Regions from separate parts of the Homo sapiens genome. Here regions 1, 3 and 4 are each linked to region 2. A link is a loop called in an ENCODE intact Hi-C map of the cell type or tissue named here. Cell type or tissue: dorsolateral prefrontal cortex. All regions are shown on one strand.

What was found. Hi-C counts contacts between places; a loop is a spot of excess contacts. Peaks named below come from ENCODE experiments on the same cell type or tissue, not always from the same donor. Only the 100,000 strongest peaks of a DNase experiment are listed, where the experiment ranks them.
Region 1: it touches region 2 in a loop (2.8-fold over the local background); 83 of 110 quality-filtered maps call a loop at or near these places.
Region 3: it touches region 2 in a loop (4-fold over the local background); 70 of 110 quality-filtered maps call a loop at or near these places.
Region 4: it touches region 2 in a loop (3-fold over the local background); 21 of 110 quality-filtered maps call a loop at or near these places.

The regions. Positions count from the first base shown.
Region 1 is chr16:66,725,135-66,733,134 of GRCh38, forward strand. It overlaps DYNC1LI2 (dynein cytoplasmic 1 light intermediate chain 2), which reads right to left. Exons shown (of 13, transcript NM_006141.3): 7 at 7,205-7,340; 8 at 4,978-5,089; 9 at 3,906-3,965; 10 at 3,067-3,108; 11 at 2,554-2,671; 12 at 694-810. Among named protein-coding and RNA genes, the nearest start is that of DYNC1LI2, 22 kb to the right of the region's middle. In dorsolateral prefrontal cortex, CTCF peaks have their summits at 3,191 (motif pointing right) and 3,393; no DNase peak of the experiment used is centred here; H3K4me3 peaks cover 281 bases; H3K27ac peaks cover 3,858 bases.
Region 2 is chr16:66,864,881-66,872,880 of GRCh38, forward strand. All of the region lies in intron 1 of LOC124903699 (a long non-coding RNA gene), which reads right to left. Among named protein-coding and RNA genes, the nearest start is that of PDP2, 12 kb to the right of the region's middle. RefSeq lists a silencer at 154-347. In dorsolateral prefrontal cortex, a CTCF peak has its summit at 3,151 (motif pointing left); a DNase peak (open chromatin) is centred at 3,141; H3K4me3 peaks cover 362 bases; H3K27ac peaks cover 72 bases.
Region 3 is chr16:66,713,977-66,721,976 of GRCh38, forward strand. It overlaps DYNC1LI2 (dynein cytoplasmic 1 light intermediate chain 2), which reads right to left. Exons shown (of 13, transcript NM_006141.3): 13 at 6,917-8,000. Among named protein-coding and RNA genes, the nearest start is that of CMTM4, 21 kb to the left of the region's middle. In dorsolateral prefrontal cortex, CTCF peaks have their summits at 3,243 and 3,447; a DNase peak (open chromatin) is centred at 3,245; H3K27ac peaks cover 2,209 bases.
Region 4 is chr16:66,647,041-66,655,040 of GRCh38, forward strand. All of the region lies in intron 1 of CMTM4 (CKLF like MARVEL transmembrane domain containing 4), which reads right to left. Among named protein-coding and RNA genes, the nearest start is that of CMTM4, 46 kb to the right of the region's middle. RefSeq lists an enhancer at 3,946-4,240. In dorsolateral prefrontal cortex, CTCF peaks have their summits at 4,088 and 4,290; a DNase peak (open chromatin) is centred at 4,101; H3K4me3 peaks cover 1,164 bases; H3K27ac peaks cover 1,311 bases.

The DNA.
Region 1 (8,000 bases), 140 kb before region 2:
ACTGTACTCCAGCCTGGGCGACAGAGCAAGACTCCATCTCTATCAAAAAAAAAAAAAAAGTCAGCCGCAGACGGTGGCTCACACCTGTAATCCCAGCACTTTGGGAGGCCAAGATGGAGGGATCACCTGGGGTCAGGAATTCCAAGACCAGCCTGGCCAACATGATGAAACCACATCTCTACTAAAAATACAAAAAATTAGCTGGGCATGATGGCACGCGCCTGTAATCCCAGCTACTCGGGAGGCTGAGACAGGAGAATCGCTTGAACCTGGGAGGCGGAGGTTGCAGTGAGATCACGTCATTGCACTCCAGCCTGGGCAACAAGAGCAAAACTCCACCTTGGAAAAAGAAAAAAAAAGTCACTGGTACACCCTCCATGGACCATGACTTCTACTGGAGAGGTTCTACAACAGGGCCACATATGTAATTTAGGCTATACCTCAACTCACCCAACACCCAGTTCCCGAGAACCCAAATGTACACAAATCCCACTCTCAATGTGCCAAGGAAACCTGCATGGTAGTAAGGCAATCCCACTGAAAGCACGGCACACTGCTCAGTAGGAAATGAAGACCTGCTTCCTTGCTTGGCTATTCAGGACACTGCAGGGTCTGCAGGGCAGGTGTCTGCCTCTCCATCCTTGCAGCACTACTCAACCACAAGAGTCACAAGTCTCCAGGGCCCTTCTGTACCTGACTTCTTGGCTGTGCTCTGCACCCCACCAGCACCAGGACTTCCAGGAGAGCCTGTCTTTTTACTCAACAGACTGTTGAAGAAGCTGGCCAACACCCCTTCACTTGCTGCATTATCTAAGGAAAATTAAAGAGAAAAAAAAGCATCATATAAACTGGAAGACTTAAAATTAAACACCCTAGTTCTCAGCTTGGCATTAGCCACTTGTGGCTATCAGCTTCCTAGGATATTGATAACATTCATTCGCTACGATGCCTTTACACTGCTACTGCTGAGGCTACTTAGCATGATTACTAAGTGGAACCATGTTTACATTTCCCACTTGTTTGGGAGCAGAATAGATAACCTGTGCTCCACACCACCTCCCCGTCCATGAGACAGTGTTTTTCAAAGTTGCATGAGCACTTAACATTCCAAACCTGCTGTGAAAAGCTCACATCCTGAATAGAAGACACCCATCAAACAAGCATTAAATAAAACTGTTTTTTAATGATTTTACTGCAGGCAGTATCTGTGAGTATCACTAAGTTACTGGGATAAAAGCTACTTAATCTGAAAAGTAATTGAGCTTGACAAGAGAAGTGAAGGGGGAAAAATCCCCACAATTCATAGACAGTCATCATATAAACATAATGAGAAACAAAGTTACAGATTCAAAATACACATTTTAAAGTGACTCCCTCAGCCAGGGGTGGTGGCTCACGCCTGTAATCCCATCACTTGGGGAGACCAAGGGCGTAGGACTGCTTGAGGCTAGGAGCTTGAGATCAGCCTCGGCAACGTAAGTGAGACCCCTACCTCTATAAAAAATATTTTTGTTTGTGTTTTTTTGAAATGGAGTCTTGCTCTGTCACCCAGGCTGGAGTGCAATGGCACAATCTCGGCTCACTGCAACCTCCACCTCCCAGGATTAAGCCGTTCTCCTGCCTCTGCCTCCCGAGTAGCTGGGATTACAGGTGCCCACCATCACGCCTGGCTAATTTTTGTACAGAGAAGGTTTCACCATGTTGGCCAGGCTGGTCTCAAACTCCTGCCCTCAAGTGATCTGCCCGCCTCAGCCTCCCAAAGTGCTGGCTTGAGTCACCACGCCAGGCCTTTTTTTTTTTGAAACAGTCTCTCACTCTGTCACCCTGGCTGGAGCATGGTGGCATAATCACAGCTCAACTGCAGCCTCAATGCCCTGGGCCCAAGCAATCCTGCCGCTTCATCCACTTGAGTAGATGGGACTACAGGCAAGCACCATCATGCCCAGCTAATTTTTCAATATTCTGTAGAGGCGAGGTCTCACTATGTTGCCCGGGCTAGTCTCGAACTCTTTAGCTCAAGCTATCCTCCCACCTTGGCCTCCCAGAGTACTAGGATTATAGGCATGAGCCACTGCATCTGGCCTACAATAAAAATTTTAAAAATTAGCTGGGCATGGTGGCACACGCCTATAGTCCCAGCTACTCCAGAGTTGACATGGGAGGATCACTTGAGCCCAGGAGTTTGAGGCTGCAGTGTGCTATGATCGTATCACTGTGCCACAGGCTGGGTGACAGAGTGAGACCCTGTCTCTAAAAAAATAAAGTTACTATTTTGCATTCCTCTCTGAAGGAATGAGCAGGGCCTAAGTGAGGTCTCACACAGAGCCAGGTGCATGGGCTACCAATTCTAACAAAGGAACAGGCCCTGGTCTCTGCCTACCATGGACCTTCTTCCTCTGGAATGGGGGAAATGGAAAGTAGCCCTTATCGGGGAAGAGAATAGCCTGGCTTCCATGAGTCTCCACCTTATAGACTCAGCCACCCAGCCCCTGCAGGGCTCAGGTCTAAAACTAAACTACTCTCCAAAGAGACATACTTTTGAGGAATACATACTTTTGATGTTTGGGTCCGGCTTTTTTACTGACGTGCCTGGGGAGGAGCTAGGCACACTGGCTGGCCCTCCCCGACCCTGGGTCCTTGGAGAGCCAGAGGGTCCTCTTGCAGGAGATTCCTAAGTCCAAAAGCAGCTAAGGTCACACACAGGCATAACAATAACAAAAAATACATATGCCACAAATGGAGACATGCTTCTGAGGGATATTTTTCACAGGCTATGGTACAGGACTGGGAGTATGCTCTCAATTCAAGCCCTTTCTGGCTCTCTTTCTCCTGAGAGAAAGACATCCAGATAACAAAGCCAGCTCACTCTAATTCCCAGAGTTGTATTCTTTCATCAGAAACTTCTTGAGTTTCTTTTATGTTTCTGGTCATGGGTCTTTAGGGAAACCAAATTCCCACTGAAAATACAAAACCCACACAAATATACGCTCTCACAAATAATGGTATAAAGTTTGATGACACCCACAACACTGGGCCTTGACCCTCTGTTTAGTGTAAGGTACTCACAGAAGCTCTCGTGGGAGTGGCTGGTTGCTTGGCAAGGAGTGACTGCAAAGAGAGGGACAAACTGGCTATTAACCAAGGCCTGCAGAGAGCACTGAAGGTCTAGAGAAAAACTTACTCCAAGTACTCCACTAGAGGGCACTATTAACAACAACTAAGTCCTATGTTTTATACCACAGATGCCAAAAAATTTTAATTGAGCCGTTTGGTATATGGTGAAAAAAAATACTCCAAGTAACCAGTTTTGAAGCTAAGGAAGCAAGCAAAGGACAGAAAGGAAAAAGATGGAAAAAGAAGGAAACAGTTGGAAAAAGAACCATCAAAACTTCCTGCTGACCTGCCTGTACCACTGGGCAGATGATAGGTGGACCCAGGACACATCTAACAATAATCTGGGTGACAGAAATGGGAAGTCTGCATTCTAAACTGTCAGCTTGGGGAAGTTACTCTCCTCATCTGCAAAACAGGCATCACCTGCCTTTATGTACAGGGCTGTGTGAGGCTACATGAAATAATGGAAGTGTGGTCAGGTTACTTGGTTAACTGTCAACATAGGAAGTATTATGCCAGAAAACCACATTTCCAAAGAAAGAGCACTTAAAAGATGCGAATCCTACTATTCCTGTAGGAGAGTCTGCAAGGCAGGTAGGTGATCTCCTAAGGAGGTGGTCCATCCCCAACTAATCCTAGAAATAAGGAGGGAATGAGGAGACCTGGTCTCAACCCCTCTACCACTGCAAGCTCTTTGTGACTTCCCACATGCAGACACCCCCAACCCCACCCTAGGGACTGGCATTTCATGCATGAGAAGGCCTCTGTTCTAACCTCACTGGTCTTCTTACCTGTTGCTTCATTAGGAACACCTGCTCATCTTCTGCTGCCAACTCTTTGTCGTGGACCAGCTGTGAAACAACATACATGTTTGTGGCCACAGGCCAAGAATACTCCTAACCACTGTCAAACTTCATGCCGAAAGGAGAGTCCGAGGCTCAGGCTTCAACACAGGTCTGGGAGATCCCTACTGAGACTGCAGAGTAATATTTTTCTAGCCTGGCACAGACCTCTCCCAAAACCAGCCGCAGCATGTAGCCAACTGGCATTTTTAAGTCTGGCAGGTTCTAAACACCTCAGGGTCTGCAGGACATCACATGAGGGGATCCAGTAACAGTAATCCAGAGGCAACGGCAGCACTGGCAGGACTTAATGGGAAACACCACCAACTCCAGGTGAGCATTCCATCACTCCTTCCCACCAGCCCTGAGCCATTTACATAACGCCAGACCTCATTTAAAGATCAACAAAAAGGCCCTGGGACTTACTACTCCCCACTACCCCCCACAAACTATACAATGTGTAAGACCTGTTTCTTTATAGTTTTTTTTTTTTTTTTTTTTTTGAGATGGAGTCTCGCTCTTGTCACCCAGGCTGGAGTACAGTGGCCCGATCTCGGCTCATTACAACCTCCGCCTCCCAGGTTCAAGCAATTCTCCTGCCTCAGCCTCCCAACTGCTGGGATTACAGGAATCAGCCACCACGCCCCATCTTTATAGGCTTCTTTTTGCATTAAAAAACACCTAAACCCTTTTTCTTCTTTTCTTTTTTTGATATGGAGTCTCACTCTGTTGCCAGGTTGGAGTGCAGTGGCGCAATCTGGGTTCACTGCAATCTCTGCCTCCCAGGTTCAAGTGATTCTCATGCCTCAGCCTCCCAAGTAGCTGGGATTACAGGCGCTTGCCACCATACCCAGCTAATTTTTGTATTTTAGTGGAGATGGGGTTTTGCCATGTTCGCCAGGCTGGTCTCAAACTCCTGACCTCATGTGATCTGCCCGCTTTGGCCTCCCAAAGTGCTGGGATTACAGGCATCAGCCACCGCGCCCGGCCCTAAACCCTTAAAGCAATTGTCTTTGACTACCTTTCTCACGGGAGGTTTCACAATAAAGTCTTCATATGCATCTTCCGGCTTCACGGTTGTAAAATTTTCATGTAAAATAGCTATTTTCTTTTCATTGTCCCAGCCTGCAGGTCTAAAGGCAAAGAGAGAGGGACTGAATTGCTTTTCCTGGGGCTGCCTTAGAGCATACTCAGATCACATTCAGGACTCCTGGGTAGGACACTTCTCACAAGATATAGTGTGTAGTTGTTGGGGGTTGTTTGTAGCTTTTGGCAGATGTGCCAAAATACACTGTGGGTATAATCCATCAGAACATCGCAGGTCCTGCTCCATACTGAGTTCATGGGCCCAAGGTCTAAGGAGCCAGTATGAGATCCCATTCCACAGGCTGCCCCACTCAAAAGCATTTAGCACTCTCCCACAACTCTGCCTAGAAGAGCAAGGACACAGTGGGGTCCTGTTCCGACAGAGAATAGGATGCAGAGAGCAGCACAGAAGGCAGAGCTCAGGATGGGATGGTTTTCTTGGGCTCTGACATGGCTCCCCTCCTGTGGGTTGTTTCTCTAAGAATTCTTTCAACAGTTATCTTGTAGACTGGTTCATTAACTTTGCTGGCATGGGAAGATGTGTCCTAGAACCAAGGGGCAAGCAGGGCCTGTGTTTATCCTAGGCCCCAAACCAGAGAAGCACAGAGTCCTTGAGGTTCCTACACCAGTGCTGGCCAGCTCAACATCACAGGGTAGGATGGCACCCAAGTTCCATTATGTGAAGCCACAGCCTAGGGTTCCCACCTGAATCCCTTAAAGGTAGCAATGGTAAAATACCCTGTATGACACACTTTTGAACTCGAGCAGCTCTGAAAGATGGCAACTGACTGATTGTTCTCACAGGCCTCTCATTCTCCATCTGTCTTCTACTCCATAGCTCTATAATCAAGAGGGTGCTTAGCCAGGGTGCTCCACCCCAATATCCTTGCTGACTTTGCCAGTCACCAGAGAGGTAACTACCAACAGGACCAAATGTGCAAACGGGCAGGGCATGATTGAGATACTGCCGTGAGCCATGCAGCCTTCGGAAGCTGAGAGATGCTTCTTCATTCCAGACCAGCCCCAAATCCAACCGGTCTCCTTGCTCCTAGGGATGACATGTGATTTGGATACCAAGTGATTCCAAACACACCTCTCACAGGGCTTGTGCCTCTGGCGCCTGCCTGACTGCTCTGAACAACTATCTAAAATCAGCCCAAGCCTGTAGGTATGCCATCTATGACTAGCCTGAGTGACACTCTCCTTGACTGTGCAGGAGGCAACCCAAATCCCTGAGAGCTCCTGGCTTTCACATTTCCAGCCTCTCACAGACTGCACTCCCCGGCTCCCCCTATTGCAATTCTTTCCAGTCCGCCTGGGATCTACCATTTGTCTTCCAGCATCACCCTCCTGCTTTCCCTGCCATACTTCCTCCATAACCCCATCACTGCCCTTCCCTTCTTCAGCTGTGTATGTCCCCTCTAGACAGTGCCATATGCAAGGAACACGTATCATTCATTTCTGTGTCCTTTGCAGAGAACCTGAGCACCTAGTGGGTGCTGAATAAGGTTTCCTGAATGAATAATGTAATTGTTTGTTAAGTCAGGAGGATACTGAAGCCTGAACATCAATCTGCTAACACAAGTCTTGTCAGAGACCACAGCTTCATATTTATGCATCCAGCAACACTATGATTCTCCAGTGAGAGAAAGACACCAGCTTAGGAAAACAGGTATCCAAGTCTCTATCGAGGACAATCAATCCCGGTGGCTCCCAAAATGTGAAATGCCAGAAGCACAGTAAGCACTTAATATAGCGAAAGCCCATGCTGACAGAGATGCCGAGAGGATGTTTGCAGTCATCCCTGCCAACACACAGATAAAGCAGGCGCTTTAATAGAAGACATTCAGGATCCCCCAAGCACAATTCCCTATATTCCCTCCCCAGCCAGTATTTTACCAGAGTTGACAGTGAGTGCCAAAAATGGCTGGCTTAGGTTTTGGCAACTTGCTCTCGAGGAAGAAAGGCAGCACCCCTGACCACACCACCCACTTCCCTCAGGCAGATGCCTCATAATCCGGAAAGGAACAGAGAGAAGGTGCAGTGAGAGAGCTGGCTGTAGAAGACACAGACAGAAGGCACCTTCCTTGAAGGGGTAAAATGTAAAAAGCAAATGTACTTTAAAAAGAAGAGTTTCAAAGCATCAGCTCAAAATAACTCACATAAAAACGGCATCCTTTTCCACAACTAAGGCAGGTGTGGTGAAGTGGAAACCGTATGTTTTATGAACAATATACTTATACAACAAGTCGAGGTTTTTCTCTTCTTTCACTGATGTGTAAATCAAGGCAGCTCCATCTAATCAATCTGCTCAAGAAAAATCAATTCACTGCAGGAGGAGACAAAATCGAACACATACAACCTCAAAGTACTACTCATAGGTTGATCAGTTTTTGATCAATATATGAGCAACAGAAAGCATTACAATTTTAAAAACTAAAACGCTTATAGTATTACATAGGCATACTGCACACTGGTAAAAATAAATAAATAAATAAAAAAGTAAAAAGGTCATAGTAGCAGATGAATGAAGTCAAAAGCATAAAGCTATGTTGATGCTAGTGGGCTGTAGAGTTTATTTTTTAACGTGTAAATTGTTGTCTTGATCCCACAGATTACTTCCTGAGAAGTAAAGTATTGGCTCTGAGGTTAGCCCAGGAAAACACTCTCAGAGTATCAAGGTACACAGATTCCTTCCCAGACAGATGCCTACATGCGACCAAATTTATCATTAAACCCATCTTTTGAGGGATGGGTGCCAACAGGCTAATGGGCCATCCCAAAAAAGATGGCAGGAACTCATCTCTCACCTCCACCCCAGGGTGTGGAACCACGGCACCAACTGCTATTGGCTTTTTATAGTTAACAGGACTCAAAAGACTACAGACACCACCTCTCTATCATGGACAGCACAAAACATAAACATATGGGAAACACCAGTAGCCTATAAAACAATAC
Region 2 (8,000 bases):
TTGGGAGGCCGAGGCGGGCGGATCATGAGGTCAGGAGATCAAGACCATCCTGGCTAACACAGTGAAACCCCGTCTCTAATAAAAATACAAAAAATTAGCTGGGCGTGGTGGTGGGCGCCTGTAGTCCCAGCTACTTGGGAGGCTGAGGCAGGAGAATGGCGTGAACTCAGGAGGCGGAGCTTGCGGTGAGCTGAGATCGTGCCACTACACTCCAGCCTGTGCGACAGCGTGAGACTCTGTCTCAAAAAAAAAGTAAAATAAAATAAAAAATAAAATTGTATGTATATACACAAATCATGTAATTTTAAATAAAAATAATATTTATGTCAGTATGTAAATGGTGGGGGACAACGCCACTAAAGATGTGATGAAGTCTTCTGATGTTTGTACCCATATTGTTTTTCTTCTTTTTTTTTTTAGAGATAGGGTCTCCCTCTGTCACCCAGGCTGGAGTCTGGTGATGCGATCATAGTTTACTGCAACCTTGACCTCCTGGGCTCAAGCGATCCTCCTGCCTCAGCCTCCCCAGTAGCTGGGGCTACAGGTGTGCACTACCATGCCTGGCTAATTTTTGTATTTTTTGGTAGAGATAGGGTTTCACCATGTTGCTCAGGCTGGTCTTGAACTCCTGGTCTCAAGTAATTCTCCCACACTGGCCTCCCAAAGTGCTGAGATTACAGACATGAGCCACCACACCCAGCCTGTACCTTATTTTGAAGCTCCATAAATAGCGGCTTCAGATGCATACCAGGCAGAGGAAAGTGAGTCTCTTTGCCCCCACGGTGTGAGTTTCCTAGATGATGATAACTCCTGGTAAAATTCTCAACACAAAGTACCATCTTCCCTCATTTCACATGATAATTGTATTCTTGGAAAATATTCTACATTTTAAGACTGTGCAAAAATCCCTTTGTGTTTCCAAATAAAACAGAGCAAGGTTGTAGGTTCAAATGATGATAAACAGATTGTTCATCAGATACCTGTAGAGACCTGGTTAAACAAAACAAAACAAAACAAAACAAAACAAGACTGGGCATGGTGGTTCACGCCTGTAATCCTAGCACTTTGGGAGGCCGAGGCAGGAGGATCACCCGAGGTCAGGAGTTCGAGACCAGCCTGGTCAACATGGTGAAACGCTGTCTCTACTAAAAATACAAAAATTAGCTGGGTGTGGTGGTGGACATCTGTAATCCCAGCTACTAGGGAGGCCAAGGCAGAAGAATTGCTTGAACCCAGGAGGCAGAGGTTGCAGTGAGCCAAGATTGTGCCACTGAACTCCAGCCTGGGCAACAGAGCGAGTCTGTCTCAAAAAACAAAACAAAACAGATCGTTCACCTGTCTGAACATGCTGGTGGGACACTCGAAGGTCAGGAAGAATTCAAACAATCCCTTGTTGTGTGGAACTGGGGAGGAATCCTGGCACCTGTGACCACCCCAAATGCCAGGGGTCTCCCCATCCATGTGACAATCCCTTCCCCGAGATGCTCTTCAGAATGGTACAACAAGCCTAGGGGACGAGAGGAGAAGCTACGCTTGGGGGAAGTGCACCCCAGGAGGGCAGTGAATAAAGTGTTGGGGTTGGTCTGAAGGAGGCGGAGGCCCAGGTGGGAACATTGACAAGGGACTCTGAGGTGCAGCATCCCCATAGCCAAATCCTGGGGGAGCAGGCTGGTCTCTGGGGGTGGAAGGTGGGGGGACCCTATAAGGGCCTTGCTGCCCAAGACCCCAGGCTTTCTGCAGAGGATGCAACAGAACCTATACTTCTCTGGGTCCTGCATGGACCTCTTCTGCTCAACTGCTCTGGGCCCTCCACGAACTGCACCCCTGAACAGACAGTGGGGGCCCTGTCATCTATAGCTCCTGTGGAGACCTCTGTGGGCTGAAAACCCACTTAAGTCACACACCAAGAGGATGACGGGGTCCTCAAGTATGTCACTAAACAGAAAAATAGTCCAAAATGATACCGAACTGACAAGTAACTACAGGGAAGGTAAACATAATTGTGATTTCCCTCATGTTGCTTTTGTTTTAATAAAATGTTAAGTAACAAATTGTTTTAGAGCACCTTCCTTTGGTGTCTTTGAGAACATGCTCCATGTGCCTGTGGAATGGCCCATCAGTGAACAGTCCATGAACTGACTCATTTAATCAGACCCAAGACCTTTTTAAAAAATAAGTAATTAATTAATGTTTTGAGAGAAGGTCTCACTGTGTCATCCAGGATGGAGTGCAGTGGCGCTATCATGGCTCACTGCAGCCTTAACCTCTTGGGCTCAAGCGATCCTCCCAACTCAGCCCCCAGAGTATCCACCACTCCTAGCTAATTTTTTAAATTTTTAGTAGAGATGGAGTCTCCCCATATTGCCCAGGCTGGTCTTGAGCTCCTGACCTCAAGCAATCCTCCCAGCTTGGCCTCTCAAAGTGCTGGGATTACATGCATGAGCCATTATGCCCAGCCAAGACCCCAAACCTTCTGAGATAGGTACTATTCTTTCTCTCATTTTTGTTTGTTTGTTTGAGACAGAGTCTTGCTCTGTCGCCCAGGCTGGAGTGCAGTGGCAGGATCTCGGCTCACAGCAACCTCCATCTCCCAGGTTCGTGATTCTCCTGCCTCAGCCTCCCGAGTAGCTGGGATTAAATGCACCTGCCACTACGCACGGCTAATTTTTGTATTTTTAGTAGAGACGAGTTTCACCACCTTGGCCATGGTTGGCTAGGCCGGTCTCGAACTCCTGACCTCAGGTGAGCCTCCTGCCTCGGCCTCCCAAAATGTTGGGATTACAGGCATAAGCCACTGTGCCCGGCCTTATTCCCATTTTGCAACTGAGATACTGAGGATCAAATTGATTAAGACATTTGCTCTGGGTCACACAGCCAGGAGTTGCTCGGGCCACGATTGGTCTATCCCAGAACGAAGTCTGAGCAAGCTCTAGGCCCCTGAAAAGGAGTAAAGCCCCCCGCCCCACACTAGGTCCCTGAAAAGGAGTGAAGACACACACACACACACACACACACACACACACACACACACACACACTCCACACTCTTCCACACTCTTCCTCCCTCCACTCTGGGAAATGAGAAGCTCAGGTGCTTCCCGCAATCTGTTCTCGCCCCCTGGTGGCCACGTTTAAAGCTGCGGCTGTGTCTTCAGTGCATCCTAGCCGGGGATCCACCACCCGGGGCCTGAGCCTGGCTGTGCTGGAAAAGAGTTTGCCTGGCAGGTTGCTACTTGTCAAACTATATAAAATATTTTTGCTGTTGTTTATCTCCTGTTTCACTGATGCCCTCAGCTCTTGCTTCTTCTGCTGGCTAGAAGCTCCGGCACTGGACGGAGCAGACAGCTGGCCAGCGCCACAACCACTGGACTCCTGGGGAAAGGACGTGCACTTCTCCCCGAAACTATGAAGGATAGAAGAGGGCAGAGGGCCGGGCGCGGTGGCTTACGCCTGTAATCCCAGCACGCAGGGGCTCACGCCTGTAATCTCAGCACTTTGGAAGGCCGAGGAGGGCAGGTCTCAAGGTTAGGAGTTCGAGACCACCCTGGGCAACACAGTGAAACCCCATCTCTGCTAAAAGAAAGAAAAAAAAAAACTAGCCAGGCGTGGTGGCACATGCCTGTAATCCCAGCTACTCGGGAAGCTGAGGCAGGAGAATTGCTTGAACCCAGGAGGTGGAAGTTGCAGTGAGCTGAGATCGAGCCACTGCACTCCAGCCTGGGTGACAGAGCGAGACTTCATCTCCAAAAAAAAAAAAAGAAGAAAAAGAAGAGGGCATTCCAAACAGGGAACAGCAAGGGCAAGGGCCTGGAGGCAGTTACATGGAACTGAAGGTGTGAGAAAAAGCCAAATTAAAGTTGACCCAGGCCAGGCATGGTAGCTCATGCCTATAATTCCAGCACTTTGGGAGGCCAAGGTGGGTGGATCACTTGAGGTCAGGAGTTCGAGACCAGCCTGGCCAACATGGTGAAACCCCATCTCTAATAAAAAAAAATACAAAATTAGCCGGGTATGGTGGTGGGTGCCTGTAATCCCAGCTACTTGCGAGGCTGAGGCAGGAGAATCGCTTGAACCCGGAGGGCGGAGGTTGCAGTGAGCCGAGACTGTGCCATTGCACTCCAGCCTGGGCAACAAGAGCTACACTCCATCTCAAAAAAAAAAAAAAAAGTTGACCAAGGCGGGGCGCAGTGGCTCACGCCTGTAATCCCAGCACTTTGGGAGACCCATCACTTGATCTACTTGGGTGGATCACTTGAGGTCAGGAGACCAAGACCAGCCCGACCAACATCTCTACTAAACCCCATCTCTACTAAAAGTACAAAAATTAGCTCGGTGTGGTGGCGTCTGCCTGTAGTCTCAGCTACTTGGGAGGCTGAGGCATGAGAAGCTTGAACCTAAGAGGCGGGGGTTGCACTGAACCGAAATTGCACCACTGCACTCTAGTCTGGGTGACAGAGCCAGACTCTGTCTCAAAAAAATTTTTTTTTAAAAATAAAATAAAGTTGACCCAGTCTTCAGCATAGCCTGGAGATGGGGGTGCCCTGATTACAGTGACAGGTCCTAGTTCTTCAGACAGAAATAGCTCTTGAGCCAAGGAAAGGAGGGCAGCTGTGCTCCAGCACTCTGCATACTTCTCCCTGCCCCCCATTCTGCAGTGAACACACAGCTGGGGGAGGGTCTGCCCCCACAATATACATGGGAACGGCTGCCCCCATTCAGCAGATAGAGAAACTGAGGCTCCAAATGCAGTTGAGGTTCCTTGCACAAGTCACTCATTTGACCAATGGCAGTGCTGGGATTCTTGTGTCTGCCCAGCCTCTTAAACTGCCACATCACATGGGGTACCCTGTGCCAGGGGAGGCTCTTGTCTTTGGGGAAAGTAGAGGTCATGGGCTGTGCACTTCCTACACAAGCCTCCAGGCCAAAGTGTCCTCCTGGTCCTCAACAGGGAAGAAAATATACCCAGTTTGGATTCTCAGACTTCTATGGAGAACTGGGTTGTTCAGGTGAAGGTTTATAGGGTTTGATTGTTGCTAATGGCTGATTAAAGAGTGCTTGACTTTCTATGAGTGTGTTTGAAACTGTATTTCCCATGGAGGCAGTGGGGGTCAGGGAGCAGGCTCAGAAATACCCATACATTGTTAGCACCCTGGAAATGAAGGCAATGCATGGGTATATTTAAATTATAGTCTTTCTTTACCAATGATTTTGCAAAGGAAAAAGAGGCTAGGTGCAGTGCCTCACGCCTGTAATCCCAGCATTTTGGGAGGCCAAGGCTGGCAGGTCACCTGAGGTCAGGAGTTCAAGACTAGCCTGGCCAACATGGTGAAACCCCATCTCTACAAAAATACAAAAATTAGCCAGGCATGATGGTGGGTGCTTGTAATCCCAGCTACTTGGGAGGCTGAGGAGGAAAATCGCTTGAACCTGGGAGGCAGAGGTTGCAGTGAGCTGAGATTGCACCATTGCACTCCAGCCTGGGCGACAGAGTGAGACTCTGTCTCAAAAAAAAAGAAAAGAAAAAGAAGCATAGGCCGGGCATGGTGGCTCATGCCTGTAATCCCAGCACTTTGGGAGGCCAAGGCGGGTGGATCACCTGAGGTCAGGAGTTCAAGACCAGCCTGGCCAACATGGTGAAACCCTGTCTCTACTAAAAATACAAAATTAGCTGGGCGTGGTGGTGCATGCCTGTAATCACAGCTACACGGAAGGCTAAGGCAGGAGAATCATCTGAGCCCGGGAGGTGGAGGTTGCAGTGAGCCAAGATCTCACCACTGCACTCAAGCCTGGGTGACACAGTGAGACTCCATCTCAAAAAAAAAAAAAAAAAGCATAAAATAAAAAATTAAAATTAAGTTATAGTCATTATCTAAAGATAAATAAATAAAAAACCACAGCATGGAGCTGGAGATGCTAACTGTCTTCCCTGGAGGAGCATACAGGAGCTCTCTCTCTGACTTTGGAGATGTCCAAACTGGCTCCTTCAACTACTAAATGTGGGAAGCTTCCAGGAAAGTGGCTTGATGGGAGTCCAGAGAATGGGGTCCAGACCCACCTCAGCCAGGAGCTTAAAGTGGGATTCTAGAGAACCTGCAGAAGAAGGCCGGGTGCGGTGGCTCACACCTGTAATCCCAGCACTTTGGGAGGCCGAGGTGGATGGATCACGAGGTCAGGAGATCCACACCATCCTGGCTAACATGGTGAAACCCCGTCTCTACTAAAAATAAAAAAAAATCAGCCGGGTGTGGTGGCACGCGCCTGTAGTCCCAGCTACTCGGGAGGGCGAGACAGGAGAATCGCTTGAACCCTGGAGGTGGAGGTTGCAGTGAGCCGAGATGGCACCACTGCCCTCCAGCTTGGGCGACAGAGCGAGACTCGGTCTCAAAAAAAAAAAAAGAGAACCTGCAGAAGTCAGTTTAGGTCTCTGTACTTTATTTTACACCTTAAAGAATGGATGGGCTGGGCGAGGTGGCTCACATCTCCAATCCCAGCATTTTGGAAGGTCAAGGCAGGAGGATTGCTTGTACTCAGGAGTTTGAGACCAGCCTGGGCAACATAGTGAGTCTCGTCTCTACAAAAAATAAAACTTAGCTGGGAGTGGTGGCACATGCCTGTAGTCCCAGTTACTCAGGAGGCTGAGGCAGGAGGATTGCCTGAGCCCAGGAGGTCAAGGCTGCAGTGAGCTATAATCACGCCACTGTACTCCAGCCTGGGCAACAGAGCAAGACTCTGTCTTAAAAAAAATGGATAGAAGGGTGTCTCACAAAGTACATGGGTCCAGCCAGATGTGACTAGTTTCTACAGCAAAGAGGAGGTTCATGGGGAAACATTTGGCATTGCTGCAATAAAACTGGATGGATTCCTTTTACTGCAGAATTTTAAAGCCTTGACTATACACACTGTGCATTCTGAATCTCTTCCAAGGTGGGGTAGTGGGCTATGGATCTTTTCTCTCAGAACATTTTGTGGGATCGTGTTCCAGGGAGCATGCTTTAGGAAAGCAGGAGGGAGATGCCCTCTCAAGTCCTTTCCAGCCCTGGCCCAAGGGTTGGAGATGGGGCAGGCAGCCCTGGCCATAAAATCCAAGCCCTTCCTTTGGCCCACAAGGCCAGGACCTTTGCCCCTGCTGTTTTCTCTCCATAACTTCCTTCAGATCTCTCCCGAAAGCCTTCCTGGATTTCCTATCTACAAGGGCGGTGCCTCCAGTCCTCACCCACAGGGCAGGTGCAGCTGCAACCTGGCCTCTTCTCTGTTGCCTTCTTGCCCCAGAGAGTGGGTGTGCTGTGTCTTCTTCCCTCCCACTCCTATGTGTAAGTGTGTAAGGCAGACTTTAATGAATTGTTCCTGATTATTAAATATATGTTCCATGTTTAAAAATAAGAAAAGTAGGCCAGAGGCGGTGGCTCACGCCTGTGATCACAGCACTTTCGGAGGCTGAGGCAGGAGGATTGTTTGAGTCCAGGAGTTTGACACCAACCCCGGGTAACAGAGCGAGACTCTGTCTCTATTTAAAAAAAAAAAAAAATGAGTAGGGCTGGAGTGGTGGCTCACACCTGTGATCCCAGCACTTTGGGTGACTGGAGAGGATTGCTTGAGCCCAGGAGTTCAAAACCAGCCCTGGCAACATAGCAAGACCATGTCTCTATTAAATAAATTAGTAAAAAAAAATTTTTTTTAATTAAAAAGATATAAGAATAGTAAATAATGAAATAAATGGAAAAATAAAGAATGTAAGAGTTCCAGCTGGGCTGTGGTGGTGCACACCTGTAGTCCCAGCTACTTAGGAAGCTGAGGTAGGAGGATCTATTGAGCCCAGGAGTTCAAATGCAGTGAGCTATGATTGCGCCACTGCACTGCAGCCTGATGGGAGACTGTCTCAAAAATAAAGAAATAAAGAAATAGACCTACAGTTTTATGACCCAGAGATAAGCATTGGTAACTGCTGGCTTGTGTGTCCTACTAAACTTTTCTCTGCATATAAACAGGTGTGCACACGGGGAG
Region 3 (8,000 bases), 150 kb before region 2:
TCGGCTCACTGCAACCTCTGCTTCCCGGGTTCAAGCGATTCTCCTGCCTCAGCCTCCCGAGAAGCTGGGATTATAGGCGTGTGCCACCACGCCCAGCTAATTTTTGTATTTTTAGTAGACACAGAATTTCACTACATTGTCCAGGCTAGTCTTGAATTCCTGACCTCAGGTGATCCACCTGCATCGGCCTCGCAAAGTGCTGGGAATACAGGCATGAGCCACTGCGCCCAGGCTCGTTTTTTTTTGTTTTTGTTTTTGTTTTTGTTTTTTTTTGAGTCAAGATCTCACTGTGTCACCCAGGCTGGAATTCTCAGCACCTCAGCCTCCAGGGTAGCTGGGACCACAGGCATGTGCCACCATGCCTCGCTAATTTTTTTGATTTTTTTTTTTAGAGACAAAGTCTCAATGTGCTGCCCAGGCTAGTCTCAAACTCCTGAGCTCAAGTGATCCTCCAGCCTCAGCCTCTCAAAGTGCTGGGATTATAGGCATAAGCCACATGCCTGGTCTCTCAAGCCTTTTCAAGAACTGAGGCCTGTGTGTCACACAATTTATTCAGGGCTGGTTCTGTTTGGGGACACTGTCTGCAAGCCAGGCACTGTGCTAGGCACACATCCAGCATCCCTATAAAGGAGATGAGGATTTTCTCACTGGATGCTGAGATTCACTGAGGTTAACTGACTTCTCCATGACTACACAACTGTGAAGTTCTGGGGCCACGACTCAAACCCAAGTCGACCTGAAACAAGTTCCCAGCTGAGACAGCCCAGGTGTTGGGCCTGGGGCTATGGATTACAGTTTTTCTTTTATGTCAGAGCAGTTCTGATTCGGCTCAATGCCAGAAATTATTTACGGTTCCAAGTGTGGGGAGAGCCATCTGGTACAGTGGCTGGTTTGAGGCTGTTCTTGATGATGATTCCTATGAGGACTCAGCACCAGCAGCAGGCAATGTTTGCTGAACTCCCCTTTGTGGCTAGGACTGTACTATCCATAGGCATCAGGGAGAAACCTGCTCCTAGGGGGAAAAAACTCCCAGCATTGTCCTAGTTATGACAAATTCACCAATTCACAGTGCTTATTTCCTCTGGGGCAGGGATTGTGAGGGGGAAGAGAAGGTGGGGCAGGAGAGATAAAACAGAGGCTGAAAGGTACTATCACCAGAGTCCAAATTCCAAGGCTCATAAAAACATGGACCTTTATCAAGCCTCAGAAACCCGGCATGTGAATGTTCTCAAAGGGTGTTCTGTGGGACCTGGAAGATGCCCACAGTCAAAGACGTGTCAGACCTACCAGTCACCCATAGAACAAATCAAACCCAAAATCTGTCTAATGCAGTGGTTACCAGACTGGGAAAGGGATGGGGGAAGAAAGGATGAGGAAGGCTGGTTGATGGGTATAAAGTGACAATTAGATAGGAGGAGTAAGTTCTGGTATTCTATCACATAGTAGGATGACTATGGTTAACAGTAACGTATTGGGCCGGGCGCAGTGGCTCACGCCTGTAATCCCAACACTTTGGGAGGCCCAGACAGGTGGATCGCTTGAGTTCAGGAATTTGGGACCACCCTGGACAACATAGTGAACCTCATCTCTACAAAAAAATACAAAAATTAGCCAGGCATGGTGACATGCACCTGTAGTCCCAGTTACTTGGGAGGTAAGGTGGAAGGCTCACTTGAGCCCAGGTTAAGGCTGCAGTGAGCCATGATTGCACCACTGCACTCTAGCTTGGGTGGCAGAGCGAGACAGTCTCAACATAAATAAATAAAATAAAATATACCTTCTCGACACCCACATATTTTCTATATACAAAGCTTAAACAGTGACAGTGTTGTGTCCTATATACTCCAAAGTTTAATTCCAGGCTAGCATTTGTTAGATGATTTTGAATAGGTAAAAAACAGATTCACAAACTGTGCCAAATATTTTAAATATCAAGGGCAGATGTTAACAGGCCACAGCTGCACTCCCACTCTTTAAAATAAATTATTGCCCTAAAAAGGCATATAAATTGTTGAACTCTTCCCAGAACAAAAACTTACATGCTTCACATTAGGTTTGCCTTTTCTAGCAGAACTTTAAATAGTTCTTTGAAGATCCTGCTTGGGTGAGATTTGTGGGGAGGCAGGGCAGGGAGGATGGAGGAGCTTGATGATCACTTAGGAATGTCAGTTAATTCAGTTCTACACAAGAAATAAGTTTGTTACAGAACATTACCCATGAAAATATCTTGTCATTAAATGAATTTTTACATAGGAATTTCTTTTTTCTGTTTTTTTTGAGATGAAGTTCACTCTTGTTGCCCAGACTGGAGTGCAGTGGCTCAATCTCGGCTCACTGCAACCTCCGCCTCCTGGGTTCAAGCGATTATCCTGCCTCAGCCTCCTGAGTAGCTGGGATTACAGGCGCACGTCACCATGACCAGCTAATTTTTGTATTTTTAGTAGAGACGGAGTTTCACCATGTTGGTCAGGCTGGTCTTGAACTCCTGACAACTTCGTGATCCACCCACCTTGGCCTCCCAAAGTGCTGGGATTACAGGCGTGAGCCACCACGCCTGGCCAGTTTTTTGTATTTTTAGTAGAGATGGGGTTTCATCATGTTGGCCAGGCTGCTGTCAAACTCTTGACCTCAGGTGATCCACCCCTCATTGGCCTCCCAAAGTGCTGGGATTACAGGCATAAGCCACCGTGCCTGGCCAGGAATTTTTTTTTTTTTTTTTTTTTTTTGACAGTGAGTCCCACTCCATAACCCAGGCTGGAGTGCAGTGGCACGATCTCAGCTCACTACAACCTCCACCTCCCGGGTTCAAGTGATTCTCCTGCCTCAGCCTCCCCAGTAGCTGGGATTACAGGCACCCGCCACCATGCCCAGGTAATTTTTGTACTTTTAGTAGAGACACGGTTTCACCACGTTGGCCAAGCTGGACCTGAATTCTTGATCTCAGGTGATCCACCCACCTCGGCCTCCCAAAGTGCTGGGATTACAGGTGTGACCCACCACGCCAGCCAAATTTTCATAGTAATTTCGTAACAAGGTTAGAAACATTTGAAAGGTTAGGCTTGTCCCATCTGAAATACTGCCCAAGGTTGGGGAAAGGAGTTCTTGACCCACACAGAATCCACCCCCAATTCCTGGCCTCAAACCCCTGCTTTCTCCTCTCCTTTCCGGCTGTGAGTCCCTCAGCGTCAAGCGCAGGGAGACACTTTCGGCCGTCTCACTGTGAGCCAGCAGGGTGTGCTGTTCATCTCCAGTGGGAGTGTCAGCCGCTTCCTTCCTCCAGCTCTCACCATCACTGCTACTGGCCTGTCATCTGTCTCCTGGTCAGAACACACCATCTCTGCCTTATCAATACAGACGGCATCAAGACAGCACTTGGCATCCTTTCGGCTATCTGCAAGCCTTGCAGGGTAAGGAATACAATACTAAATACCTCAGAACTCGGTTGTGGCATCCTGTAGGAGCAGCACCAGGCATCATCACAGTGAACGGTCACAGGATATCCATCCCTCTACGCTCTGTTGTCTTTAGAGATGGTATTTACACCACAAACTGAAATGCCACAACCAAAAAGGGTAGGGGCTAAGAATGAGGTTGCTGGATCAGTGTTACTCAGAGATGACGTCCTAGAGATGTTTTCAAGGTCATTAATCACACTGAAGACCTACCATATGCCAGGCACATGTGTACCTCCTCTAATGTCCACAATGACTAGAAAGAAATTTTATCCCTACTTTACAAAGATGGGAAAAGGAGGCCTGAGAGGGGTGAAGTTCCCCAATTTTGGTTGTTTTCTTGTTTTGCTTCTTGATCAATTTCTCATCCATCTGAACTGCACTTGCTTGATTCAAATGTCACCAGAGAATGAACTAGGACTGGAACCCATTAGTGCCCATGCCCTCCCCAACATTCCAACTGCCTCCCTCCACGGGTTGCTCCCAATCCAGAGGTGGCAGAAGAGGAATTCCAGAGAGGTTAGTGGTGTGTGTAAGGGCCCCTAAGGCAGGTCTAGAGGCAGGCCAGCCTGCTAGCCTCACAGGCACACCTAGGAACATTTGCACTGGTGAAAGTCTGTCTCAGAGCCTGCCAAGGGCTCCTGCCGCAGGCAACACCTAAAGCTCTTCATACCTTAAGAGAAAGGAAATTCCAAGATTAGGAGTGGCAGACACCTCAATTTGCGTTTCCCAGAAAGATACCTGCGACTGCAGCCCCTTCTCCCTTTGTAGAGGATATTGGGTACTTTATCTGCCATTTCTCTCCACCTAGCAAGAGTGACTCTTCCATCCATCATGGCAAGGGGAAAAGGTTGAACAGCAGCACACAGCTGCTTACGACCACAGATGAAAACACTCTCGATTGATACATTTTCCCCATCTGCTTTATTATTTATTTTTTTGAGACGCAGTCTCACTCTGTCGCCCAGGCTGGAGTGCAGTGATGCGATCTCGGCTCACTGAAACCTCCGCCTCCCAGGTTCAAGTGATTCTCCTGTCTCAGCCTCCTGAGTAACTGGGACTACGGGCTTGTGCCACCATGCCTGGCTAATTTTTGTATTTTTAGTAGAGATGGGGTTTTACCATGTTGGCCAGGCTGGTCTCGAACTCCTGACCTCGTGATCTGCCCACTTCAGCTTCCCAAAGTGCTGGGATTACAGATGTAAGCCACCGTGTGCAGGCCCCCAACTGCTTTAAATGAGCACAGAGTATCAGCATACCACCATGATTAGCTGAAACTCAAGCTAGACTGCCTGGGTTCAAATTCTGGGACCTTAGTAGCTACTTACCTTATCCATGTCTTAATTTCCTCAATCTGGAAACTAAGATGGACATCAGCAGAGTTGTTGTGAAGTTTAAATCAGTTTGTATAAACCACCTAGAAGAGTGACTGGTGGCTGGGCGCCATGGTTCACACCTGTAATCCTAGCACTCTGGGAGGCGGAGGCGGGCGGATCACCTGAGGTCAGGAGTTCCAGACCAGTCTGGCCAATATAGTGAAACCTCGTCTCTACTAAAAATACAAAAATTAGCCAGGCGTAGTGGCGTGCATCTTTAGTCCCAGCTACTCGGGAGGCTGAGGCAGGGAGAATCGCTTGAACCCAGGAGGCAGAGGTTGCAGCGAGCCGAGATTGTGCCACTGCACTCCAGCCTGGGCGACAGAGCGAGACTGCATCTCAAAAATAAAATAAAATAAAATAAAAATAAAATAAATAAAAATAGAAGTGACTGGTATACAGCAATCTCTAATGTAAGCGTTTACTATTACAATGTTAATGCCCGTATTATCAAATAAAATAATCCTCAACACATTTATTCACCAAACTTCCTAACTTAATTTTAAGACAAAATGTAACAATGAATTAATAATCTGTACAAGTGCTGACAGGCACGCAGACTGGTGTGACCTCTATGGAAGGGATTTTGATAATATCTAACAACCACAGACGCGCATTTACCTTTTGAGTAGGTAGGCCCACTGCTAAGAATTTACCCTGAAGACACATCTCCAAAATAAAACACAAGATATGCAGAAGGTTACTCACTGCAGCATTAGATGTAATAATACAAGACTGCAAACATCCTAAATGCCCATCTGCAGGAGACTGGATGAATAAACAAGGTACATTATACAATTGAATAGGATGTAGCCATAAACAAGAATAAACATCTCCATGAACTAATATAAACCAACTTACAGGGAATGCTAAGTGAAAAAGTAGACATGGTGCGTCCACTCAAAAGGCCTACAAGTAATAGCACTCAGTAAAATTAAGTATGCCTATCGTCCAGATCTTGGTTTCCAAAAACCAATCTCCCACTAAAAGAAACCAGGGCTCTAGCCGGGCACGATGGCTCACACCTGTAATCCCAGCACTTTGGGAGGCAGAGGAGGGTGGATCACCTGAGGTCGGGAGTTCGAGACCAGCCTGGCCAACATGGCGAAACCCGTCTCTACTAAAAATATAAAACTTAGCCAGGCGTGGTGGCACATGCCTGTAATCCCAGCTACTCAGGAGGCTGAGGCAGGAGAATCACTTGAATTCGGGAGGTGGAGGTTACAGTGAGCTGAGATTGCACCATTGCACTCCAGCCTGGGCAACAGAGCAAGACTGTCTCAAAAAAAAAAAAAAAAAGAAAAGAAAAGAAAAAGAAAAAAAGAAACCAGGAACCAGGACTCCTTGGAAAAACGGCTGATTCCAGGTCAAAGTCAGGGAAAATGCAAGGTGAGCCTGGAACACCTTTTTGTGCCAGAAAGTAAGAAAATGCTCAGAGATTAAGGGGAGCATATCAAAAGGAAAGAGTTATATCTGTTAAGAGTATAGTATCCAGAATACATAAATAACTCTTACAACCCAATGATAAAAAGTCAAATAGGCTGGGTGCAGTGACTCATGTCTATAATCCCAGCACTTTGGGAGGCTGAGACACAAGCAAGACCCTCAAAACAAACACAAAAAACACAAAAGGCAAATAACCTAATTTTAAAATGAGCAAAGAATCTGAATAGACATTTCTCCAAAGATATATAAATGGCCAATACACACATCAAAAGATGCTCCTTAACATCGTTAGTCACTGAGATACCCACCACCTTCATACTCATGAGGATGGTTGTAATTTTTAAAAACCAAAAAAACCAGGCTGGGTGTGGTGGCTCACACCTATAACTCCAGCACTTTGGGAGGCCAAGGCGGGAGAACCACTGGAGGCCAGGAGTTCAAGACCAGACTTGACAACCCCCAGCTCTAAAAAATAAGATAAAATAAATATGGCTTTACAATGTTATTCTTTCCAGAATTTCTGACAATTTCAAGTGAGACAGGTAAACATTTTTAGTTATGTGATCAGATACCCCATATGATTAGCAGAAAATTCAATGTATCTCCAGTGGGATGATTCACCATAAAGAAAGCCACCAAAACTTGTAAGCAGTCTGGATTCGTGTTTATTGAAGCCAGTAATTAGAGACATCTTTTTTTCCCAGGACTAGAAAGCAAGGTTCCACATGACTGCATACTGCACCCGGACAGAGCCACACCCCTGGACTAAGGCTGGTGGGGGATAATCTGCAGTCTTACTTTTAAGTTAGAAACACCAATAAATTTAGTATACAGACGACAGTGAACTTTCACTTACAGCATTAACATTGTTAAGGTCATGATGTACAGAGCAGTCACTTTCAACTTTGTTAAATTAATAAAACATGACAATGTCTTCAGTTTAAATACCGATTTTAAAATGCCAATCAAAAAAAAGTGCAAACAAAATAACAATCTAGCAGCATTATCTGTTGCATTTTTAGGAAAGACCAATTCTTGGCTGTTATCTTCAGCCACGTATTCAAAGGTGGGCTTTTCTCTGATTTTTTTTTTTATTTTAAAGACAAAAAGCAGATGTAACCATTATAATGTGCATAAATAGTCATAAAATTGTCTTTAACAGTCTACCATACAAGTGTACTCTGCAAATAAAATGAATTTTACTTTAAAAACTAAAGGCTGTTTATTATTTGGCCTTTGGTTCCAATGCTTGAAAACCCCAAAATAACAAAACTCATCTCCCTTCCTCCCACCTCCCAAAAAGAACCCTGCAGCTCCCCAAAGTTGGTAGACTTTGGCAACCACTGAGCACATGACACTATGTATCAGCTTCTTCTGATACTAGGAGCTTCCACTTCTCATGAGTAAATAAAAGTGGTCTCCAAGAAACCTTCCTTCACAAGACATGTCTTAGCATTTCATCAGTTTTAGTATATTTTATATTGACACAAAAAGTGCTTATCAGTTCAAATGATAAAAAATAAAGACAAATTAAAATTTTGCATTAAAATTTAAAATTATACCATATTCCTCTTCGGCATGTGCCTTTCCAGGAATTCTTGTTTCTGAGGTCACTCATTTTACTCCCGGGGACTAAGCGACCCCACCTTTAGTGAGGCCACAAGCTGTTTGGCATCTATTGGTCACTATACCACAATTATCATTCTACAGTCAGTTTACTGTCATT
Region 4 (8,000 bases), 220 kb before region 2:
TGCAGTGGCTCACACCTGCAATCCCAACACTTTGGGAGGCCGAGGTGGGTGGATCATGAAGTCAGGAGATCAAGACTATCCTGGCTAATACGGTGAAACCCCGCCTCTACTAAAAAAAAAAAAAATACAAAAAAGTAGTCGGGTGTGGTGGCAGGTGCCTGTAGTCCCAGCTACTCAGGAGGCTGAGGCAGGAGAATCGCTTGAAATGGGGAGGCGGAGGTTACAGTGAGCCGAGATCATGCCACTGCACTCCAGCTTGGGCAACAGTGCGAGACTCTGTCTCAAAAAAAAAAAAAAAAAAAAGTCCTTTTAAAAAGTACACAGGCTTCACAATTATAGCCTGTTTTCACAAAAGAAAGTTCTCTTTTTAGTCCAGATTTAATCTTGTCAGTCATCTGAGAAGTCAAAAACTTACCCTGTTTTTCCATCTAAAAAAGCAATCTATGACATCACCTAGAAATACGTGAGCATTGCTTCTGATACACCATTGGGGGTAAGGAAGGTGTGCGCAGGGCCAACTGTGAGGAGACTGGGGAAGAAGTTGGACAAAAGAGCAAATGAGGAATGTGAACATCTATCTCTCTGAGTGCTACTCAGAGAAGTTCAGGATCCAGCCTTAATCACCCACACAAAACACCAGAGAACCTAACTTCAAACTATTGTTCTTTCTTTTTTTAAAAAAAAATGAGTCTCACTATGTTGCCCAGGCTGGACTCAAACTCCTGGCTCAAGAGATCCTCCCACCTCAGCCTCCCGAGTAGCTGGGATTACAGGTGCACGCCACCACACCCAGCTTTGCTGTTCTTTGATTACTCATTAGACATCTGTGTGAGAGAAGTTGTGAAATCATTTGATAAAAGTGGTATTTTTATTTACAGTGATGGTGACCCACTGCTTTAAATGCACTTTGTCTGTATTCACTTGAATCCAAAGCAACTCTCATCCTATAAAAGACAGCTGTCATTAGGGTTGTAGGAGTCATTAATGCTGGCTGCCAAATATTTGTGGTTCTCCACCATCCAGCACCTTCCCCGCATCCTTTGAATTTGTGTGGGGCCACAAGACTACTTCTGGCTAATGAGCTGCCAAGTGCATCACTTTCAGGTGGAAGACTTTGTTGCCAGTATGAGATGTTCCAGAGACCTCCCTTCACCACAGTGCCCAGCAAGCTCTGAAATGTAGCTGCTCTACCAGCAGTGAGGACACATGGGCTAGAAAGAGTAAGCAGAAAAATGAACCTTGGTTGTTACTACCTAGTATTCTTGCTTTTCCCAACTGCTACGAGGATGGTGCCTTCATCTGTTTGGGAATGAAAATATTTTTCCTGGATCTGAGTTTTTCCTCATCATTAATATCTTAAGAAATCTTAGCACTTTGGGAGGCCGAGGCTGGTGGATCAACTGAGGTCAGGAGTTCAAGACCAGCCTGACCAACATGGTGAAACCCCATCTCTGCTAAAAATATAAAATTAGCTGGGCCTGGTGGCGCATGCCTATAATCTCAGCTACTCAGGAGGCTGAGACAGAAGAATCGCTTGAACCCGGGAGGCGGAGGCTGCAGTGAGCCGAGATCACGCCATTGCACTCCGGCCTGGGCAACAAGAATGAAACTCCGTCTCAAAAAAAAAAAGAAATAAATCTCAGCCCCCAGGCCGAGCACGGTGGCTCACGCCTGTCATCTCAACACTTTGGGAGGCTGAAGCAGGCTGATCACCTGAGGTCAGGAGTTCAAGACCAGCCTGGCCAACATGGTGAAACCCCATCTCTACTAAAAATACAAAAACTAGCTGGGTGTGGTAGCGCAGGCCTATAATCCCAGCTACTCAGGAAGCTGAGGCAGGAGAATCGCTTGAACCCAAAAGGCAGAGGTTACAGTGAGCCAAGATCATTCCACTGCACTCCAGCCTGGCTGACAGAGCGAGACTCTGTCAAAAAAAGAAAAGAAAAGGAAAAGGAAAAGAAAAGAAAAGAGAAATCTTAGCCCCCAGACACTATGTTCTAAACAGTGACTGAGGTTGCTGGGCACAGTGGTGCACACCTGTAGTCCTAGCTACCCAGGAGGCCTAGGCAGGAGGATCGCCTGTGCCCAGGAGTTTGAGGCTGCCTACCGTGAGCTATGATCATGGCTGTGTAATAGCCACTGCACTACAGTCCCAGCAATAGCGTGAGACCCTGTCTCTTAAAAAAAGAAAAAGTTCCTGAGGTGGGTGTGGACATTTGCCTTTATGTTTTAAAAGTCCATTTTTTTTTTAAAGTAGTATTTAGGCAAGTACCATCCCTTTATTCAGCTAAAATTAACTGAGGATCTACTACATGCCAGGCACGATCCTAACTCTAGGGATGCATTGGTGAACAAGCTCCTTAGGGAGCAAATATGCTGCTTTTTTCTTTTGGTCTTGATTCCTTCTCTCTATCTATCCATCTATCTATCTATCTATCTATCTATCTATCTATCCCTGATTTTTTTTCTTCCTAATATATGCATTATTTCCATGACAGGTCATTTCAAATCTATTGAAGAGTATATCCCAATTTAATCATGACTTATATCACCTGGTGTCCTGCAGACTCCACAGTGGGAGCAGGTATGGTCCGTCCTCAGCAGCCTCCCCACTCCCTAAGCCTGGGCTCAACCTCAGCCTTGCACTGGGTTCACACCCTCCTATGAACATGAGTCAGGTCCAGAGCCCGACTCCCTCCTCATGGGGGGCAGGGGCAGGGCTCTCACTGGCACTCGTCTGCTGCCCTCCTCTCCTGAGTATGGCTTCTTTCAGGGCCCCTAATCCCTGTACATGTCAGGATCACAGACATGTATAAGAAAGGCCACGCCCCAGGCAAACAGGGTGAGGCCAGACAACTTCTCCCTCAACCCTGATCGTTTTGTGGCACTTGGAGACTCTCTGTGCTTAAGGTCTCAGTTCCAGTCCAGCCAACACACGCTATTATACACAAAAAGAACTAACCAGGTGCGTGGCTCGGTGCCCAGGGAGGTATCGAGACAAAAAGTGCTGCTGGGATTTGGAAGAGGGAGGGTCAATGAGGGCTTAGGCAGCAGCAGAGGCTTTAGGAGGCTTCCCAGTCAACACCAAACTCAGGTGGTCTTAGAGGAAAAACGGGAGAGAACATTTGTGTGAGATGGTGCCTAACTTTCAAGATGTGTTCCTTGGTTGGCTGGAGGTGGGTGGAAGGTTGGGATACAACCTAGTTCCTCACCAAAGTGCCTCTGTTTTATGTTTATACTCCCATTAGCAGTGGTTCCTAAAGTTTTCTGGCCAAAGAACCGAACACCTGTTAATAGCCTTCTCCTAAACTAATGTTCCAAGACTAGTTTGCAAACCATCGTTCGGGTTTATACATTGGGAAAGTATTTCTGTTGTGCTTTTAAAAAATTCTTTTTAAGGCTGAGACTACAGATGCAGCCTGGCCCTTTCCCTTACAGAGGAGCAGCTCCAAATGGACACAAGTGTGGAGAGTGGTGGGCCCCGCAGACATACAGCTTTGGGTCTTCTCATACTAAGCCCCATGCTGTTCCCACCTTAACTATATCCCTGGTCTTAGGGTATCAGGCACACCAGCATCTTAACAGTCCTGAAAAGCCTCACAGTAAAACCTGTTTACCTTTACTTAATACATGGATGTTACAAGAGCACAGATTTCTTCCCCCCGCACACCTCTTAACACTTTGCACAGCCATGTCTGGAGGTAAACTAGTTTGGGAAACACAAAAGGCATGTGCTGGTCAATACTCAGCTTTGTCACGTCATGCACAATTTACAGAGTAAAAACATGGAAGCTCATTTACCCAGCAGGGGAGCAACTATTAAGGACCCTGTTAACCTAGTGAAGACCTACGAAGCTGAGTGGTGACCACACGCGCACACACAGCAGGGTTCAAAGTGTCTTCAGAATCAGACGAAGCTCTAATCAACTCCAGCACATTCGAAATTCAAATGTCTCTATTCCTGCCAATACTGAAAAAATATCTGAAAGACGAGACAGGGCTTGTATTTAACCACAGACGAAAAAGGCTAGTTGTTAACGGCTGCTGGAAGACCTCAGAATGTGCAGAACAGAGAATCCAGAGGGGGCAGCAGAGAGCAAAGCAGGGACTGTGCTTCCGAAGCCAGCTCCTCTCTTAGCAACCAACAGGGGATGTTAAGATGGGCTCCTGGAGCCGGAACTACAGAAGAGGCACGAAGCCTCTCCGCACCATCTTTCACGGTGTTGAGATGGGGAGTTTTAAGCCACTCTTTATACACACGCTAAACAACAGATCACCTTAAAACATAAGTTCCCAGGCCAGAAGCCATTTATATGGTCTGCAAACGGGGGCAAATAGTTCTGCAATGCCAGGCACCTCCGAATAACAACGGCTTCCATTTAGGGAGCATCAATAAGGTAAGGAAGCTACAGGGCTCTGCACCAGGCACAGTCCAAACATCTCTGATCCTCACACCCCGACTCAGGAAGCAGGCAGCACCTCCATCGTGTGGCCAGGTCCCAAAGCTAGTTCCTCCCCTACCTCATTCTCCTAGATAAGATGCCTAACATATGACTTATCCAGAGTCTTCCCACCCCTTTCACCATGGGAAAAATCACCATGTATGATTTCTCTTCAAGGAAAGCAATACAAGACCTGGGGTAGCCAGTGCTGAGACTCTGACAAAGCCCACAACATGACTGCTCATTCTCAAAGGGATCTAGCTGTAGTAATATCTTAATTTTTCTAAGAAAAATAATCCATGAGTTTTTTCCCCTCCCAAGGGAGGCCATCCCATGAGGATGATAAACTTAAAATATCACCCTCCTCTCCCTTAAGACAATCGAGCAATGAGCAAATAATGTTTGGTTCTGAAACAAAGGAGCTAATTGCAAGTGTAAATTATTCAATCTGCAACCAAGGTGTTTGCATGTGATCTTTGGTTTCATTGCTTTTCTCTAGCAGTGCCCAAGCTAGGACCTGAGGGTAGCAAAGAAGTAATAGAAAATTACCTGCTCTGGAAGGGCAGAGATGGCCCTCAGGAGCTAAAGCCACCTGGGCTGGCCAGCAGGACTAATTAGTCAACAGTGATTAGTTGAGCAAAGGAGCCAAGAGGTGGAGGCAAGTAAGTTCCTCATTGTTGACAAGAAAAGGAGAAATGGGGTCAAAGGGAGAGGCTTCCAAGGACTCAGGATGGTGAAAGAAAACAAAGCGCAGGCAAGGCTGGGGTGCAGCAGACGGCAGCAAGGTGTGCACTCTCAAAGAAAGCCCGCCAGCCTCCGAGGCCACACTCCACTCTAAGTGGTGCTTACCGCAGACCCCTGAAGGCACCGTTTTCCACTGAGGACAGAAGCATTGGGTTGTTGATGCCCCAGAAAGCTTGGTTGGGTCTGGGTGTGGCCTGTGTCACTAAGGCCTATTCAATCAGTGTCCCTGACAGATGTTTCAAGCGGGTTCTCTGTGTAAACAATTTTGATATTTTGGAATTCTAAAGCCATAAATAAGAGTTGAACTTTGGACATTGCATTCAATTCAATTTTTTGGCAAGATTCTCACCTTCAACGTAAATTTTCATACTTAGAAGCATGCTCTAACGCATACATTAAATCCACAGGTTACCCATCAACAACGGCTGGATACTGTATCACAGGCTCCAATTAAAATAGGTTTATTTTTTGGTATCTAACTACTTAGAGCACACAAACAGGGTTATCCAATAAAGTGCGAAACATTTTCTTATTTTTAAAAGAAAATCCAGAAATCCTTATTATGTGGTTTGATGATATAACTGCACATGATTTCAGAAAACCACAGGACGGTCAGCATCTTTCTTGCCAAGAGATTGCCCACAGAATCTTATTGCGAATGCTACCCTGCTCAAAAAGTCAAATTTTCAGACCGTTTAAATTAGTAATGGAGCAAAAACAAAGCACATGTAGAGGACAGAGGAAACAAGCTGCCCTTAAAGCATAAACATCTGAAGCTGTTTAACTACACTGCTGCCATTAGGATCTTCTTTTCCCCTTTACTTTCTCATGGTCCTAGCTTCATAGATGAAGCTGAAATCCCAGAAAGCAGTGTCGCATCCCCAGAATACAAAAGCAAAACCTCCCCCTTTCCTTCCTCTTCCTGCTTTACTTCCTGGGTACTTCCCCAACCTAACAACTCTGGCCAACCACCTTAACTGAGAGTAAGGACACAGCATTTCTCATTGAATGAGAAACGAGCAGGCTGGGAGAAGCTTTTTGCTAAAGATTGATTTCAGCCAAAATAGTGAACTGCATATCATACATAAGAGGCCAGATGGAAGTCCATTGGGAAAACCCAGCTCAGTCGTGAGACCCACTACCCTGGCAACCCCCCAGGACCTCTACACCATCCAGAGAGAGAGGTCTTGGAACCAGTCTCTGGGAGAGGGAGATGCAGTGAGCTAAGGGTTAGCAGTACAGGCCCAAACCTATGACCCCCAGGGCCGCCATCCTTACCCCATAGGTCAGGGACTACTGTTCAGCATGGTGGTTATAATGGTGTCCCCAGCTCCAGAGACAGTGAGAACAGTGGAACCTAGAATGTGTGACACTGTGGCCTTCCTTAAAAAGTCTATATTTGCTGAGCCCTTCTACTATGAGTCAAATACAATGCTGGGCACTTCTATAAGCATTCTAGCCTTTAATTTAAAATTCATTCCATCCTGATAGAAACATGGTTGGTTGGGTTTTGTTTGTTTGTTTTTAAGACAGAGTCTTGCTCTGTTGCCCAGGCTGCAGTGTAGTGAGCAATCTCGGCTCACTGCAACCTCTGCCTACCGGGTTCAAGCAATTCTCCCTGCCTCAGCCACCCGAGTAGCTGGGATTAGAAGCGTGTGCCATCATGCCTGGCTAATTTTTATGTGTTTTTTTTTAGTAGAGACAGGGTTTTGCTATGTTGGCCAGGCCGGTCTCAAACTCCTGGCCTCAAGTGATCCACCTGCCTCGGCCTCTGAAAGTGCTGGGATTAAAGGTGTGAGCCACTGCACCCAGCCAGTTTTTAATTAAGATATAATTCACACACCATAAAATTCACTCTCTAAAATACACAATTCAGTGACTTTTAGTATATTCAAAGTTGTGCAACCATCACTATTACACAATTACAAAACATTTTCATCACCCCAGGAAGAACATGGTTTTTAATCCCCATCCTATTGACAAGCAAAGTGAAGCAAAGTTGTTAAGCAAACCAGCCAAGATAAGTCTTGTTAACAGCAGAGTTGGGGTTCAAATCTGGACCCCAGAACCCTCTACAGCACTAGGCACTAGTGATCACCCTCCACCTGCACTGGACTTCCACTGCTCCCCCTTGCCATCCTGCCTCCTGTCACATGGCAGGTGCTCTCCAGGGCCTCGCCTCTGCTGCCTTCTCATGAAACACATGCTTACCAACAGACTCCCTCCTCCAGACTCACACTCCCAAATTCACCCTTCTAGTCTGAATGTCTTTCTAAGCCCCAGACCCAGGCCATAACTGTTCCCCCACAAACTGGGCACCTCTACGTAATATCACCAGGCACCCACAAATGTGAGTGCAAAAATCCTCTTGCCGTTAGCATAGCCCGTCGCACAGTAGTTAAGGAGTGGGGCTCTGGAGGCTCACGGCCCTGGCCCGTGATCCCAGCTCTGCCACTGTGACCCTGGGCACATTTACTTCTCTTCTCTGAGCCTCTCTTTATAAATTGTAAAATGGGTTTTCTTTTATTTATTCAACTGTAAAATGAATTAAGGGGCAATTCTGATGCTAAAGGATTGCTGTGAGGATTAAATGTAAAATACTTTGCACCATGCCCAAGAGTGAGTATTCAGCTAAATGGCAGCCACTGTCCTTACTATGTGAAAGGGCCAACAGAGCCCTCAGATATATTTCCTGTCTTCACCAAGCTCCAGTCCAGTAAAGAAATGTGAACATGTAGAATGTACCCGAATTTCCTTTTTGTTTTTTGGGTTTCGGGGGGCTTTTTTGAGACAGAGTCTCACTCTGTCACCCAG